Regions from separate parts of the Homo sapiens genome. Here region 1 is linked to region 2. A link is an interaction called in ENCODE POLR2A ChIA-PET data of the cell type or tissue named here. Cell type or tissue: HepG2. All regions are shown on one strand.

Region 1 (2,500 bases), 400 kb after region 2:
GTACTCTCTCCAGCCAGGGTGGGTCCAGCTCCTGCCCGAAGCACACATTCTCTACCACAGAGGTGTTCTGCACCCAGGCCTCCTGGGGCACGTAGGCCACAGCACCCTAAAACACAACTTACTTTGGTCACAGGAGGATGATGGGGACAGAGGTGGGATAGGTTTTGAGGAGCAGTGGGAGCTGGGCTCTCAGTGGTGGGTGAGAGGTGGAGAGAATGAGTGAAAGTGAACTTGGCTGGGATGGGGAGGGTGGGAAGGCAGCGAGGAAGTGGGACTTTCAGGATGGGGACATCCTAGCAGACAGGCTGGGGGTGGCCTCACCTCGATGCTCACGAACCCCTCCACCTTTGACAGCTCCCCAAGGAGGGCGGACAGCAGGGAGGACTTCCCTGCCCCCACTGGACCGACAACAGCCAGCAGACAGCCCTGGGGCACCGTGAGGTTTATTCTGGACACGCAAGAGGGGAGACATGACCTTGGTTAGGGTTCAGCCCGCCTCTGTGAGGAAGGATGAGCCCCAGACGGAGCTGAGCTTTCCTGCTCTGGGAGTCTCCAAGAGGACCTGTGGGGCTGTTCTTTTTCCCAGTCCTTGTCTAGCTATTTGAGGAACTATCCTGTGCACATCTGTGCATGTACACATGCACACAAAGCGTGCACACATGCATGCACATTTGCACACTCATACAAGCATGCTAGCATGCACAGCAACACAATGTGGGCACGCATCCACACACACACAAGTGCATGCACATACCCAATCAATCCATGCTCACACGCATACATGTGTGCACACATGCACACCACGCACACACACACAGGGTTGACTATAGCCTGAGGGTTTCACCAGCCTGGCCTCCTGCCTTGGCTCTTGCGATAAATAGGCTCTTTCCTCCCTCCCTCCCGCTACTCTTGGTCCCGCCCCACTCCTGTCCACGTCCCACAGCCCATCCTCCACCCAGTGACCAGAGGGATCTGTTAAAACCCAAGTCAGATCGTGACACTTCCCAGCTAAACCCGCCAGCACTCCCATTTCACTCAGGGTCAAAGCTAAAGTCCTGACGATCAGGAATGACATCTCCCGCCTCCTTCCGCTCTGTGCCTCAGCTGCTCGGCCCTGGCCTTGCTGACCTCCTTGCTGTTTCTTGAACACAAAAGGCCAGTGGTTCTCACCAGGGGGTGACTGCATCCCCCAGGAGTCATTTGGCAAGATCTAGAGATATTTTTGGATGTCACAACCAGTAGGGGGTGCTGCTGGCATCTAGTGGGTAGAGACTGGGGTCAGCTAAACATCCCACAATGCACACGACAGCCCCCAACAAAGGAGTTTCAGCCCAAAATATCAACCGTGCTGAGGTTGAGAAACCCAGGTCCAGGCACTCTCCTGCCCCAGGACCTTTGCTGATGCCATTCCCACCGCCTAGAAGGTTCTTCTCCCAGGCCGGGCACGGTGGCTCATGCCTGTAATCCTAGTCCTTTGGGAACTGAGGCAGGTGGATCACTTGAGGTCAGGAGTTGGAGACCAGCCTGACGAACATGGTAAAACCCATCTCTACTAAAAATACAAAAATTAGCTGGGTGTGGTAGCATGCGCCTGTAATCCCAGCTACTCGGGAGGCTGAGGCAGGAGAATTGCTTGAATCCGGAAGGTGGAGGTTGCAGTGAGCCGAGATCATGCCATTGCACTCCAGCCCGCGTGATAGAGCAAGACTCCGTTTCAAAAAAAAAAAAAAAAAAAAAAAAAAAAAGAACAGCTCTTCTCCCAGACACTCCTTCCTTATGATCTCGGCTTGAATGCAAAGCCTTCCCTCGCTAGACATGCCATCGTACTCTGTTCCCTTGCTCTGGTTTTCTGTTTGGGCCTCACCTCTATCAGCATGTCACCCCACGAGAGCAGGGCCCTTGTCTGTTTCCTTCGCCCTATCCCCAATACCTAGAACAGAGCGTGGCCCATACCTAGTGCTCTATCGATGAAGTGAGTGAATGACAACCAATACAAATACTACCTGGGGCATATTCCTTCTCTTCTTAGGGAGTTTCAGGGCTGTCTGAGATTTTTGGCCACAAAGACCAAGCGATAGAGTTGGAGACTATAGATGATCATGACCTCGGACTGATACAGGAGGCACAGAAGTGAGCACAGCTGATAGGGCTGAACCTTGGGGCTCCTCTCAGCCAGCCCTCCCTTGGCATCGTCTTGGCCAGCCTGGGAGCACAGGGGTGTCTCCCCCTAATGGGGGAGGCTCAGATGCCCTGGTCCCCGTCTGCAGGAGATACTGGTCTATGCTGTGCAGGTCCCCACCTTCAGGAGGTAGAGATGTATCCTGAGAACCTCCCCGGCAGAGCCCCAGCCCAGCCAAACCCACCCTCCAGTCCCAGGCTGGAAACCTACACCACCTCTCAGGTGGGAGGCAGCAGGAGCCCCATGCATCTTCTCCCTAAAAACATGAGGCTGGTTACTACGGGTGTCGTTCTGTACCTGTGGAGGCAGGGAGGGCTTTCC
Region 2 (2,500 bases):
GACCTGGTTGTTCCCCCACGTCCAGAAATTTCTAACTTGGCTCCACTTCACCGCTCAGGTTCATGAAAGAGATGCTCTACTTGTTCCTTGCGATACCAGCATTCTTCTGGGTAAACTCTGTTTTCATCAATTTCCTACCTAAGAAGTGGAGCCGATCACAGACCAACTCTCTAAGAGGACGACAGGTCCAGAATTTGGCCTCGGACAATGGCTGAATAAGGATGAAGTGAAGATCATACGATAGACACTACGTAGCCAGCCCTTACTCTGCACCTCGCATGGTGCCTAGAGCTTTATATGAGTTCATTCACTCTATTCTCACATTTCTATGAGGCAGGTACCATTCATTATCATCCCCATTTTGCTGATGAGGCACAGAGAGGTGGAGTAACCAGCCCAAGGTCACTCAGCTAAGGGACAGATCATTTGAGCATCACATGCAGCCTAGGCTGCTTGTTTAGGGTTCAAACCAGGGGTCCGGTCCACACATGTATAACCACTGCACCACAATGCCTGCTGTTAAGGGGAGATTTGTTCTGGAAGAAACCTAAGAGGCTGGAAAGATAGAGGTGGCTCTTGGACTCTCCCAGCCTCTGGGCAGGAGATTGGTAGGGGGCAGGGGTACCCATTTGGCCCAGGCTCAGGGAAAGGATACAGGTCTCAATGTTGGCTCCCACGATGTAACCCGTGACGTCGAAGTTGATGCGGATGAATTTGCCCTGCCAACAGGAAAACACAGTTCAGGCTTTGCTGCCCAACTTCAGCCGTTAACCCCATGCTGTGGGCAAGCAGGAGGCAGATGGTACAGAGGATGGGAGGTGGGGCGGGGAGATTCTTGCGAACACTCAGAACCCCACAGGTCAAGTTGTCAGGCGGAACCAACATCTGCTGAGCTGAAACCACCCCAGGCCTGACAGCAACAGAACGTGTAAAACATGTTCACAGATCAATTTCATTCGGCTTTTGCAATGACCGTAGTCCATCATGGCTATCCCTATTTAAAAAAACTTATTTATTTATTAGAGACAAGGTTTTGCTCTGTCAGCGAGGGCTGGAGTGCAGTGGTGCAATCACAGCTCACTGTAACCTTGAACTCCTGGGCTCAAGCAATCCCCTTTTCCCCATGACCTCACCCTCCCAAGCAGCTAGGACTACAGGCATGCACCACCATATCTGGCTAATTTTTAAATTTTTTTTTGTAGAGATAGGATCTCACTGTGTTGTCCAGGTTGGCCTCAGACTGCTGCACTCAAGCAATCCTCCCACCTCAGCCTCCCAAAGTGCTGGGATTACAGGAGTAAACTACCACACCCAGCCCACTATCCCCATTTTAAAGCTGGGAAAACTAAGGCTAAAAGAGATCAAGTGACTTGTCCAACGTGACGTTGCTCCTGAGAGGTAGGGCCCTAAGCAGAAAGAAGGTTTTTCCATATTCAGGGGCTAGAGGGCTCCCTCCCCAGACCCCACCCTGCTCCAAAACATCCACATCATCCAACTATGGATTAAACCTTTTCTGTGGGACAGGTGAGTATGCATTGGCCACACTGCCCAAGCAGGCCCTGTGTAGGATGTCCTTTAGGCAGGAATGGCTCATGTTCCTGGCCCTAGAGGCTCAACAAGTATCTCCAAAGATGGCCCTATCTACCTGCCTCAGCTAAGCCATGAAACCAAGGATGGAACCCAATCCTCCATCTGTTGGCATGAACCCTTTTCCTGTTTCCTCAACAGGTGAGACAGGATTTCATCCTTTTCCCCCATCATGACATAACATGGTGGGAAGTGTTGGCGTGTGTGGACACAATCCCCTAGGCTTGCTCAGTCCTTGACAAAACCTTCAAACTTTCCCCATTGGGAAACATGCAGTAGAGTGATTTGGGATGACCATATCCCAGATGGAGCCAGGGAGAGCCGGCTGGTCACAGGCAAGGCCCAGGCACCTTCTTCACTCTCCTTCCCAAGATGGCAGGGACGCCAGTGAGTGGAGGATGTTTTTAGGGATTTGTCTTGCACGTGCTTCCATTTATGACAGGCTAGAAACATTGCACAGAATTGGAACATGCAAACGCAGTGCTTCTCAGTGGAGGCGGCACATCTGCTATGGAGATTTTGGAAATCGGTGGAAGCCATTATTTGGCTTGTCACATGTTGGGGGGGGGCCGCTGTTGTTAGTGAACAGTGGGGCCAAGGATATTTTGGGAGTCCTGCAATGACCTGGAGAGTCTCTGATGCCAATCCTTGTCTATATCCCTTATGACTCTTCCAATGTCTCACCTGCCACTCATGGAGGTAAAAATCTGTTTGTAATTAGCCAGGCTTAGAACCTAACCTTTATGACTTTAGATTTTTACGCTTTTTTTTTTTTTTTTTTTTTTTTGAGACAAGAGCCTCACTCTGTCGCCCAGGTTGGAGTGCAGTGGTGTGACTTTGGCTCACTGCAACCTCCATCTCCCCGGGTTCAAGGAATTCTCCCACCTCAGCCTCCCGAGTAGCTGGGAATACA

What was found. ChIA-PET counts read pairs that join two places held together with the same protein. Peaks named below come from ENCODE experiments on the same cell type or tissue, not always from the same donor. Only the 100,000 strongest peaks of a DNase experiment are listed, where the experiment ranks them.
Region 1: POLR2A ChIA-PET joins it to region 2 with 6 read pairs; 3 of 35 experiments call an interaction of 5 or more read pairs at or near these places.

What each region holds. Positions count from the first base shown.
Region 1 is chr16:16,182,483-16,184,982 of GRCh38, forward strand. It overlaps ABCC6 (ATP binding cassette subfamily C member 6), which reads right to left. Exons shown (of 31, transcript NM_001171.6): 15 at 2,477-2,500; 16 at 322-448; 17 at 1-106. Among named protein-coding and RNA genes, the nearest start is that of ABCC6, 40 kb to the right of the region's middle. In HepG2, a CTCF peak has its summit at 1,242 (motif pointing right); a DNase peak (open chromatin) is centred at 1,242.
Region 2 is chr16:15,778,125-15,780,624 of GRCh38, forward strand. It overlaps MYH11 (myosin heavy chain 11), which reads right to left. Exons shown (of 41, transcript NM_002474.3): 7 at 656-719. Among named protein-coding and RNA genes, the nearest start is that of MYH11, 78 kb to the right of the region's middle. In HepG2, no CTCF peak of the experiment used is centred here; a DNase peak (open chromatin) is centred at 1,077.